Regions from separate parts of the Homo sapiens genome. Here regions 1 and 3 are each linked to region 2. The links are chromatin contacts, found by Hi-C or POLR2A ChIA-PET in ENCODE. All regions are on one chromosome and are shown on one strand. Each heading gives the region's core, a stretch centred on a gene start or an enhancer-like site at or near the end of the contact. The rest is flanking DNA. Distances are from core to core; before and after follow the strand shown. Region 1 holds the start of ENTPD1-AS1 (ENTPD1 antisense RNA 1). Region 2 holds the start of ALDH18A1 (aldehyde dehydrogenase 18 family member A1). Region 3 overlaps SORBS1 (sorbin and SH3 domain containing 1).

Region 1 (3,835 bases), core at 929-3,428, 430 kb before region 2:
TAGACTGTTTGGCAGTCCAGGAAACTTCCACCACCCTTCCCTCTCTCTCTGCTTTACTCAATTTCAGACTTGCAGCCTCTCCCAGTCTTGCTTGGCTCCCGCCCATTCTCTCTCACAGGTGTTTCCTCTAATAAAATTGTTGCACATTTAATCCCATCATAACAACTTCTCATCAGAGCCAGACTAATGTAAAGACATTTCTTTGGAAAACATGCATCTTGTCAGCACCTCACTTTGGCGTTTCATAGTTGTTGCTTTATAATGCTGCAGGCAAAACTTCCAGTTTATAGTTATACTACTAACCACAGGATGAATGAATGACATGGTAAGATAAAAAAACAGGAAAAATGATGGGATTTTACTTTACATTTCTTGTTGTTCAACCCCTCCATTTTTGTTAAAATATATGTCTAATTTGAATGCGCATCAAGATGAATTTTTAGTAAGACTTATCACTGTGGGTGCTGAGTATGTGAGCAGGAACATCATAGATGCTAATTTACCTTTTAGTAGGCAACCAGGCCTGTGCCAGGACTTGGATAAGAAGGCTGTTACATGCTACCCTGGAGTTCCAAAGTAACCCCAATATCACCATCTGTCTTTGTTCCTCCACATTTTCTTCTTCCCGTGATCCCTTCTCATTTTTCCTTTCTATCTTCTTTTACTTGTTTTGTCACTGCTTTAGAAGTCACTAATAAGCAATAGTGGGAAGTAGAGTATGTGAATAAAGAATGAAGCTTTCTTTGGCAGTCTGAAATAAATTGCTTAAAACTGTACCCCAAAGCAGCCAGAATAAAAATAGCTTTTTATATTTGTTCTCCACCATTTCAAGTATCCAAACGCCCCACATGACTTGACCCCTGCAACTTTGTTTTAGGGAAGACTTTTGGTGGTAGCATACTCTCATACGAAAGTGTGTGAAAAACATCAATTTGCTTTTTTACTTTTCCTGTGAGGATTATAGAACCAAAACAAAATATCGAAAATTTTGAGAATACACTGACTCACAAAAATCCAATGCTTTTCTAGTCAAACAGGATTTCTCTACGTGATTTGTATCAAGGACGGTCATTTATCAAAATGTGACAACATGCCTTTGCCGTCATTATAACAGCAGGCAATTAAAAATGTTTTTACCATAGCCAGTTTGCTTATTTTTCTATTTTAAAAGGGTTTTATAGCAGATATGCAAAAGAGAAAGCAGAGAGAAAAAAATAAAATCACTCTCTATTCAAACACTATCACTGTTAATTTTGATGTATTTCTTGTGTTTTTCTAGGCATAATTTGTTTTTACAAAAACATAGCCTTAGTGGCTAGTCCCACTTTATTATGTGAGTACTGGTCAATGCAGAAAGAAGACTAAACAAACTACAGATTGGTTTTCAGTCATATTCTAAAGAAACAGAAGCCAAACAAACACTTGGTCTGGTGGAAAGTCCAAGATTATGGTCCTTGGCCCTCTGTTAAGGCCAGCTAGAGTATCTGGTGATGGTGAGAGGCCTCCAACTGTCTTAGTCCTGGATTTAAAAGGGCCTAAACGGAGCTAAAATGTTCCCCAGAGCCTAGCAATCATTGACAGTTTCCTCAGGTAACCAGCGCTGCAGACGGAGAATGCTGCAAAGGCAAGGTGTCAGAAACCAATTGAAATCCGAGGTTCAGCCAAGGGGACCCAGGCACACACGTGGGCCTTGTGTTCACCATAAAGAGCATACTGGCTACAAGTTGGCCCCTCTCTGGGCAACAGAGTGCCTAACTTAAAGGGGCTTACGAGGATGCCATGCGCCAACAGCTCTGGTTTTACAAAATGGAGTCACCAGGGAGAACGCGGTGTCTGGGTTAGACCACGTTCACCAAGTACCAGCTATACGATCTCGGACAAATTTACTTGCCCTCTCTTAACCTTAGTTTCCCCATATATAAAATGTAAGTGATACATTTCTGACTGCTGGGATTGTAAGGAAGGGATTAAATGGCTTGCCAATGAGGTGTTCAGCACAATGCCTGCCTAACACGTAAAACGTGTTGGGGTTGGTTGGTTGTAAGACCCACAACCTCTCTCCCCACTCTACCCCCGCCCCGCCACCAGCAGCCCAGCTGCAGCCGCTTCCGGGAACCACTTCGCTTCGGTCTCCCACTGCCGAACGCGGATCCCTCCGCGTTGCGTCACTTCCGGGAGACTCTGGCCGCGGCGATTCAATATATCCGGAAGCAACTGTCATGGCTGCTGTCAGTGAGGGCCCGTAATGGAGATCGAGTCAAGGGTTGCCCAGGGACACTTAAGAGCCTTCGGCTTCAAGGAGGCCTCTCAAAGGACAAAGGATGAGACTGCCTGGCGGCAGAGTGCCCCCCACAATCGTAGGAACTGTGTCGCCGCGCTTCCCGTTAACTTGCCGCTAAGTTTTTCTAGAAAAGTCGCCCTTCTTGCCAGGGTGGGACCTCACTTCTGACCTAGCCCTTCTTTGTGTACCAAGTTTTTGTTTCCGTCATTTCCCGCAGCCCGGGAGCTCGGCGGGCGATACTGTGGTAGCCTGGGAGGAAGGGGCGGGCCGGATGCTGGAACCGAGAGAGGTGGGGCTCGTCGAGGAGTCACGGGCGGCCGAGGCTGGAGTCTCCTAAATGCAACCTTGAGCTGTTCCACCCTTTGGTGCTTGGTCTGTTAGCTCGAGGTGCTCCTCACCGTGGAGGCGTTTAGAGCTGGTCATAAGGCTCTTACCTGCTGACCCAACCACCCTCAACCACAGCTTGCCCTGCTCCAGATAGACTTTGATCCTAGAAAATATCTAAGATGGGTGTAGTGCAGTATGTTATTGTTTTAAGTCTCAAACATAAGCAAACTATTATTAAAAGTTTTAGAATTAATAGGCAGAGTTCACATATTGGGTCGTGTTATTGTTTTAAGGTTTAAATTTAGATAACATGTTAGTACTTGTTGAGATTTTAACAAAAGCATTAAAAAAATGAGAAAATAGATTAATCTTTAGAATATTTTAAGTTTGCTACTGCGCAGTGGTAACATGAAGACACCTCATAATAAGTCTTTGATTACCAGAAGCTTCTGAAAGTAAAATTATGGGTATATTAATGTGAGTTTTCCTCTCTGCAGGGTGTCCTATAGACTTTGTCATGGAGTGAAACAGAAACAAATGTGAGTTAATCATTAACATTTCCTAGTGGTTAAAATTACTTTTTAAGCGCTTAACTGTGTATTTTTTAGATTGAAGATTTCAAATGAAATTTTGATTTGACTGAAATATTTAATATGTGATGAGTTGATATTAAAATACAGAAGATTACTATTTTTATAGAAACAATAATGTAGAAACTAATATTTGAAGCAGGTTTACTCCACATACTGTGTTATAATTTAAATTTTCACTTAAACTCTCAAAATCAGAAGAGCTGACCTAGTAAGGCTTAAACCTCTAAAACTTGTGGTTTTAACAAGGCTTAATATACGTAGTTATAATAGTTTTTAAAAAAATTGTTATCAAGTTCCTCAGGTGATTCTGATATAGTATTTTAAAGAAAGCAAAGAGAAATGATCTGTTTATACATTTTAAATATTTTGTTCCTTATTTATGTATTGAGACTGTGCTTATAAATGCATTCACACGCATTGAAGTACATAATTTGATCGTCATGCCAGCCTGGAATCTTGCTTTTTGTATGGTTTCTTGCAGGTAGGTCTATTGGGTTCTTGGCATAGTACCTGGACAAAACATTGTTAAGGTGGAAATTTTCATTGTATTTATCACTTCAAACACTTGACCAGTTTATTTAGTTTTCAAGCGCTTTAGACAACTATATGTGGGCTTGACTTAGTGTATAATAAA
Region 2 (3,856 bases), core at 1,133-3,632:
CTGATTCATGGTATTGCAGCACCATCAGATTCCCAAGCACTGCTCTTCTTCTCTCACTCTCCCACTTTGAATAAGTGCTGTCAGCTCTCCCTCCTTTTTGTTCCCCATTCCTCTGCTGGAGCCTTTTTTGGGCCACCATTTCTTACCTGGGCCTTTGCAATAGGCTAACCAACATTCCAGCTCTAGGCGTCTTTACTGATTTCTGGCACAAAAATCGGATCATACCATTCCAGCACTTAAAAAGTCATGTTTCTCTGTTTTTAAGGATTATAAAATTCAAAATCTTTAGCATACCACAAAAAACCCTTTGTAAGTTTAGGATACCAGCCAGACCCCTCTCCTGTCATGTCCTACTGCAAGTAGCCTCTTTTCACGGGGTGTCTCACACCTCTGCATATATCATTCCCTTATTCCCTCTTCCTCATATGATCCTGTACTCCTCTCCTCTTTTAGGTAAACTCCTTACTTCTAGTGCTTCAAAGCACAATTTGAATATCAACTCTTTTTAAAGCCATTGTATTAGTCTGTTTTCACACTGTTACAAAGACATACCCAAGACTGGGTAATTTATAAAGAAAAGAGATTTAGATGATTCACAGTTTCACATGGCTGGGGAGGTTTCAGGAAACTTACAATCATGGTGGAAGGGGAAGAGGCAAGTCTTACATGGTGGCAGGCAGGAGAAAGCAAACCAGTGAAGGGGGAAGAGTCCCTTATAAAACCACCAGATCTCATAAGAACTCACTATCACAAGAACAGCATGGGGGAAACAGTCCCATGATCCAATCACCTCCCATCAGGTCCCACCCTCCATAGGTGGGGATTATGGGAATTACAATTCAAGGTGAGATTTGGGTGGGGACACAAAGTCAAACCATTTCAGCCATCCCTGAATGTCTGGCCATCCCATTCTTTAGTATTCATCACATGGTATTGTAATTATTTGCTCATATATCTCTCTCTTCCATAAGGCTGTGAACTCAGCTATGTCTTCTTCCACACCCAGGGAATGCTTGGCTGTCTCAGTCCATTTTGTGCTGCTAAAACACAATAACACAGACTGGATAATTTTTAAATAATAGAAATTTATTTCTCACAGTTCTAGAGGCTAGGAAGTCCAAGATCAAGGTGCCAGCATCTGGTGAGGGCTTTCTTGCTGTATCCTCACGTGGTGGAAGGGCAGAAGAGCAGAAGAGAACACCCACCTCCACAAACCTTTTGATAGCAGCATTAATCTATTCATGAGGGTCACTCTATTCATAAAGGTGGAGCACTCTTGACCCAAATGCCTCCCATTAGGCCCCACCTCCCAATATTCTTGCATTGGGAATTAAGTTTCCAACATATGAATTTTGGGGGACATATTCAGACCATAGCAGTAGCCAGTGTTTAATAAACAAGAAAATGAATAAATAGGCTTAGTAGTGTTATCAGGGACGACAGAAGGGCATGATGCCTTTCTGTGCCCAACCTCCTATCAAGTGCTGCCCTCCCACCACCCAGCACTATGTGCCTATGCAGGAATGTGTCCTTTGAGCAAAATACAGCAAGGAAAGAGGGAGAAAAATCTGTGTTTTCACTTTTTTTCTTTTTCTTTTTAAGAGGTGGGGTCTTGCTGTGTTGTCCAGGCTGGATTTGAACTCCTGGGCTCAGGTGGTTCTCCTGCCTCCACCTACGAGTAGCTGGGACTACAGGCACACACCACAGTGCCAGGTTTTTGTGGTCTCTCTTTAAAGGTGAGTCTGCATTCACCTTTGGAATAGTTCTAGTTGTCATAGATTGAATATCCTATTTTAAAATGCAATATTCTTACAACTGCCTTTGATGAAAGGGAGTTGAGATGGGACCATTGGGGAAACCTCCAGATGACTAGGGGGCAAGTAATTTGATTGCAGTGCCAAAATGCTTCCATTTAAGGAGCCAAAGTTTGCAAATGTGTGTAAACTGATCCAATCTATTCCCAGGATGTGCCTGAAGTAACAAACATATGTAAGTTGATCCAACCTATTTCCGAGGTGTGCCCGGGATATAAATGGTTAACATTGACAAACACACCTTATGAAATCTACCAGCAGCTGAGGGTGCCAGGCACCTCTTCTACCTCCCTGGAAGGCCCAGTGGGGCGGCGTTTCGAAGGTGTCTTCGCCCCTGTCTCCGGCCCCTGTCCCCTCCCGGGACGTGGGCGTTCCCCCTGAACTCGAGTCCCGCCTCTTCCAGGCTGCCGGGGCCTGGTGGGCTGGCCCGCCACGTGGAGCGCTGGCTTGATTCTCGAAAGGGGCCTACGCCATTGCCGCGCCGCAGCTCCAGGACAGGCCCTCGCCCCACGTCAACAGCGTAGGGCCGGCTGCCCAGGTTTACTCTTACGCCACTGACGTAACGTCATCGTGCGGGACGTGGACGGAAGAAAAAAGAGAGTGAGCGAGCGCCGGAATCAGCCCGGCGTGGAGTGCGGACCCGCGGTAGTGCCAGGGGGCGAAGGCGGCGGTGGTGAGGAAGGTACGCGGCGAGCGGCGGGGATGGCTAGGCGCCCGCGTCTCTGCGGAAGCTGTTGCGCGCCCAGGCTCAAGCGCGAGGGGCGTGAGCGCCGGGCCGCTGGAGCGGGGACGCTGCCGGAGCAGGTGCCGGGGCCCGGGGATCTGGCCCATGGGTAGGTGTGGGCCTCGGCCGAGGGATGGCGGCTGCATCGGGCCGCCCAGGGCGCGCTGCAAGACCGTGGCGCGCTCCCATATGCCGGTGCGCGGCCGCCCCGGGATCTACGGATGGCTACGGGCCCTGACCTCCCCGGCCTCCCCTGGGTACACCATGTAAGGAACTGGGCCAAGTGGAGACTTCAGGCATCCGCGGGCCCCTTCTTTCCAAGAGTATGGAGCCTGCACTGGTGGGTGGCGTGGGTGGCGGTGGTGGCAGCGCCGGGATGCCGCGGGTTTTAGCTGGCCGCACGCTGACTCTCAGGGGCCTGGGTCCCTAGTTCCCCGCGGCCCTCCAGGCGTTCATCATCCCCTCCTCAAAGCCAGACTCCCTTTGCAGTATGGCATTCTGTGTATGCTGGGGTCTTCCTGTTACAGCAGGACGCACCCACATACCCCACCTCGTCCTTCCCCCATCATTATCCCCTGCCCTCTGAGGTGGTGAGGCCCATCGGATCTTTGTATTTAAGTGGTGAGCCATATACCGAGCATGTGTTTGTGGGTGAACTGTGCTGGGACTGAGGTTCACTTCTCTGTTCAAATCAGTTAGATAAGGGCATTCTGTTTAGTCTGTAAAGAGATATTGAGAAATGTCTTGAGTCAAAACGTGAAAACTTTCTTCAACTGATGATATGGAGTCTAAACACACACACAGAGTCGAGACACAGTCACACAAATCTAGACACGAGTCTAGATACACACACACACACACACACACACACACTCTCTTTGCTCCTTGGGATCAACTGTGTGCTTCTCGAGGGCGTAATACACTCTGCCTGGTCAGTCAGAGATGGTGGTACAGGGGAGAGGTCAGGAGGCTTGGTTTCTACGTCAGTCTTCAATCTCTTATTTCAGTGACCGTAGGTGTTCAGAGCTTTCAATGACTCTTGGTTAATAGAGAGGTAAACAGTCAGTCAATATATGTGTGTGATTGTATCTAATAGTGAATATTCGTTGAATTCTTTGTTCCCGTGATGGGTCTTGAAGGAAATTAAGGAAAAAATAATTGTAAGGCATCATTAGTGCCTAAAAGACAAAAGGAGGAAAACTGACATTTACTGACCATTTGTTGTACCCAAGCACTTTCCACGCATTCTCTCTTTTAATTCTCACTATAATTTCATGAGGTCCATAGTGTTAGTATCCCTGATTTATAAGTGAGGAAA
Region 3 (4,064 bases), core at 1,273-3,772, 260 kb after region 2:
GAGGCTGAGGCGGGTGGATCACCTGAAGTTAGGAGTTCGAGACCAGCCTGACCAATGTGGAGAAACCCCATCTCTACTAAAAATACAAAATTAGCTGGGCGTGGTGCCACATGCCTGTAATCCCAGCTACTTGGAGGCTGAGGCAGGAGAATCACTTGAACCCGGGAGGCGGAGGTTGCGGTGAGCCAAGATTGCGCCATTGCACTCCAGCTTGGGCAACAAGAGTGAAACTCTGTCTCAAAAAAAAAAAAAAATGTTCTCACCTGGATTGAGTCCCCCAAGCACTCGGGTAACCTTGGACCAATCATGTACCTTTCTGTGTTTGTTCTGCTTCCTTTCCTCCGGAGAATGTCACAGGTCTAAAGGAGAACACATTTGGCCTTGTGAAGTAGAATGCATAGTACGCCTCTCAGGCTGTGTTAATACGAACAATAATCTGCCCCAGCTGAGAGCCAGCCCTTGGCAGGTAGCCCTGAGAGTCAGTCAGGAGCTGACACACCAAAGCCCGCTCAAGCTGAAAGAGCAGCACTTCCAAATCAGATGCCGGCTGGGCTATCAGCAGGTGACCCAGCATGGAGAACCGCAGGCCAGTGCTTGGGCAGGACATGACCCCACCGGCTCCCATCGCTGCCTGTGCCGCCAGTCAGCTGATAGGCGGGATGCAGCTGCACTGTGGGAAGGGTACCACTTCTCCCACAGGCAGAGCATCCTGCCCTTCCCCTTACCCACATCCAGTCTGGCTGCCTGTCATGGATGACACATGAAGGCAAAGAGAAAGTGTTCTGGTCAGTGTTCCCACCTAAGTGCAATCTCTCTGATGAGCTGCGGATGCCAGCTAACATCACTGTTAATTAACTCCTGCTGGGTTCAAAGTGAACCTGGGTGTGCCCCTGTTCAAACTGTTTCTAAATATCGAAGTGCTCTAAATATTGAGGCGTTTAGCATTTCCAATGAAGAGTAAATCCGCTGTGGTTGGGTGGATGAGCGTGGTCACAGTGGTGAAACTAAATGCTTGGATTTCTGTGATCAGATGGGGTCATCTCCACTCATCACTTCCTGAAGTCACTGCCCATTTCGTCTTGCAATCTGTGACTCTCACCTTTAGACCCAGCTTTGGAAGCCTAACTGCAGAGACATTAATGCATGTAAATGTGCAAAATATGTAATTTTGCCCCACAGGCAGCTTTGGTGTTCTCATGTTATAGTTCTTAATCTAAATTGTAGGTGCTAAACAAAACTACCTGCCTTAATGGTAGGCAGAGGTATTTGAAAAATTAATGATCTACTTGTTTGCTGAATGTCCACAATACAAGCTTTGATTTAAAAAAATCATGTTAGGATAGCATGTTTATTACATACTATTTATTATCATACTTAATATTTCTTGCCTATCAAAAGTAAAAACCTGATGCTTTATGTTAAATGTTTCTTGCCCATTGGAGCCTGTTCATGGCAATTCTTTGTCCAAGAAGAGTAATGGTATTGTCTCTTTCTATGTGTCTCGGTAATTCAGGCAAAAGGACTGGATTTTTAAAAGCAGTTTGAATTTCTTTCATATCACTAGTGAAGCTTAGTATGTTCCAGAATTCAAGGAGCCTAAATTGTATGTGGATTCCTACTCGTTTATTCTCTCCATTTGTATCTTCCTCTATTCTCTCTCCCAAACCTGCTCCTCTGCCTAGACACTCCTGAAGAAAACCCTTATTTCCCTACGTACAAATTCCCTGAACTTCCTGAAATCCAGCAAACTTCCGAAGGTACCATAAACTTAGACAGCATATCTGTTGTCCGAGCTTTAAATTAATTCTTATAGTTCCATTGTAGGCATAAGATTTGGGCTTTTAGATTTTATTTTCATAGTCATTTTTGGCTGGTGAAAATTTTATTTCACTCATTTGCATGATGTGCTATGTTAAAATAACTAAATCCTTTCTAATTCATTAATCTATTTTTAAGTGTGATGCCTGTGTGCTTTAATAACACTAAAATAGGTAATCAGTCATTCGAAAGAGTCAATTGGGATTTGTCACTTCCTCTACTTCCTGGTGGATAGTTTCAAAATCCACTGCTTTTCTCTGCTACAGAGGACAATCCTTACACTCCCACCTACCAGTTTCCTGCATCTACTCCTAGTCCTAAATCTGAAGGTAATTAAAGGAAAATTGTGTGCCTCTCCGTACTGGTGCTGCTACTTTCTTTTTTACCTTGGGGTTTTTCCTGGTGGCTAAGGGCTGTTTCCCAGTCATTTGCTTCCCTCTAACCTTGTGTTTTGTGGTGGTGTCTCACTCCTTGCTGACTGTATCACCGGAGTCTATCCAGATGGTATTTTAGTCCTATTCCCCTAGGGTTTACATGATTAACGGGGTAGCCAGTGTTAGCTTAGTTACAATGTTTTGAACATGTGGGGCTCTGGTCAAAGCTGCCTTTACCCAACTACCCAAGGCTTTGTACCTGAGGTGGTCACCTGATGCTGGTGGTTGAGCAGTGACTCAGGGAAGCTGAGTCATTATAGCGGGTGGGCAGGAGGTAGATCTGTAACCGTCAACAGGAAAATTACCCAGTTCTCATGCCTGCAACTAACTCTTTTCATGGGCCCTCAGGGTATCTCTCTTTGGTAGGGAATTCCTAAAGAGGTATCCAGGTATAAGATTCAGTCATAGTGGGAGATGACATTTCTTGAAAATAAGGGTTTTAGCTAAGCTGGAAAACATTTAATGAAAGAGCTGGATAGGAATTTGTACCTGCTGGGGAAGACAGTCACATTTGTGTCTAAGAAATATTATTTCTGGGGAAAAAGTCTAAATGTCAAGGAAGTTTCTAAAATGTGAGTTAGGGGCAACATCTTGAGAATTATCCTAATAGCAGGGATTATCTGATCTTTGGATGAGTAATCCAGATGAGGGTGAATAGATACGGTATGGAGGAGGAAGTTTTGTTAAATACTGTTCTAGGATGAGATGTTGAGTGCTCTGAACTTCATTCATTCAAGTAGTATTGAACACTTGCTGTGTGCCAGGCACTGTCGTTGGAAGTAATGCCATGAATAGGACATGTACCCCATCCTCAGAAGTTCCCATCTGGCAGAGAGTTCAGCAAGGTCACTTCAGCTGACTGAGTCCAGTGTGGGGGCAGTTGTGAGAGCGTGTGTCCAGAACGCCACAGAAAACCTTGCCGGCACACAGTGGGCCCTCAGCAATACCTGGAAAACAGCGATGATGAAGGCTTTGGACTGTGGAGCCAGAGTTCTTTCTTAGGGATGAATGCCAGTGCCACCATCTTGATGCTTCTCTACTCTAATCTGCTCAGCAGACCATCCCTCTCAGCCCTTCTCATCATTGGTAAAGTTGTTCATTCAATCATTCACCAAACTCTTACTGATCAGTCATATATGAGATGACACACTGGGATGTGTTGGATACAGTTAAAATACCATAGGCCATTTTTGGTCTCTCATATGCCCCAGTAATTGGTTTCCAACCATTTCATACCTGGGGCCTATTTTGAATGAAAAGAAAGGTCTACCAAACAAACCCAGACTTACAGAACTAAAAGCTGATAATTTAATTCTGATCAGTGTCTTCCTCAAGGCCAAGAAGAGTCTATTTGGTGTAGAGAGCGCAGTCTTTCTGTCTCATGATACTGATTACCACACAAAAGCATTGGTGAAGAAACAACTGACTGAGTTGAGTTAGGGAGTTTTTTCAGAGTAATTTTGACTAGTTGCAATTTTCGATTTGTGCTTTATTTAGACTTGCAAACCCAGCCAAACTCGTAAGATAAGAGTTTCCTTCAAGGCAACAAGCACAGAGCATGCAGAAGGCACAGTATCCCACGGACACAGGCAAAGGAAGGCCCACTTGAAGAAATCCTGTGGAGAGGAACAGTGGCTCCCATCAGACTGGAAGACTGCCTTAGGCCTGCCACAGGCAGCACCCACAGCTTCCACAGTCAGCTTGGCTGTTGGTCCAAAGACAGGGTTTCATGGCCGCACAGCCAGAGCTCCTGTGTCATCAGCCACCATACCTAGCAACCCCTGCTGACGATCACGTCTGATTTTTGGCATG

What was found. Hi-C counts contacts between places; a loop is a spot of excess contacts on that map. ChIA-PET counts read pairs that join two places held with the same protein, here RNA polymerase II (POLR2A). Pooled maps may share reads with other maps.
Region 1: a map of naive thymus-derived CD4-positive, alpha-beta T cell shows a loop between it and region 2 (18-fold over the local background). The contact joins the promoter of ENTPD1-AS1 here to the promoter of ALDH18A1 in region 2. A Hi-C loop is called at or near these places in 1 of 168 maps with a recorded cell type or tissue (naive thymus-derived CD4-positive, alpha-beta T cell), 2 of 37 single-sample maps with no recorded cell type and 8 of 50 pooled maps.
Region 3: a pooled map shows a loop between it and region 2 (3-fold over the local background). The contact joins the enhancer-like site here to the promoter of ALDH18A1 in region 2. A Hi-C loop is called at or near these places in 2 of 50 pooled maps. POLR2A ChIA-PET finds 5 or more read pairs at or near these places in 3 of 52 experiments (H1, activated T-cell and common myeloid progenitor, CD34-positive).

The regions. Positions count from the first base shown.
Region 1 is chr10:96,088,578-96,092,412 of GRCh38, reverse strand. It overlaps ENTPD1-AS1 (ENTPD1 antisense RNA 1), which reads left to right and starts at 2,178. Exons shown (of 6, transcript NR_038444.1): 1 at 2,178-2,431; 2 at 3,106-3,147. RefSeq lists enhancers at 2,029-2,078, 2,089-2,458.
Region 2 is chr10:95,655,237-95,659,092 of GRCh38, reverse strand. ALDH18A1 (aldehyde dehydrogenase 18 family member A1) reads left to right here and starts at 2,382. Exons shown (of 18, transcript NM_002860.4): 1 at 2,382-2,496. RefSeq lists a silencer at 2,536-2,645.
Region 3 is chr10:95,392,694-95,396,757 of GRCh38, reverse strand. It overlaps SORBS1 (sorbin and SH3 domain containing 1), which reads left to right. Exons shown (of 33, transcript NM_001034954.3): 14 at 1,683-1,757; 15 at 2,085-2,147. Among named protein-coding and RNA genes, the nearest start is that of PDLIM1, 100 kb to the right of the region's middle. Within about 2 kb of position 2,522, at least 7 of the 41 ENCODE cell types and tissues checked have a DNase peak (open chromatin) inside an H3K27ac peak, as active enhancers do.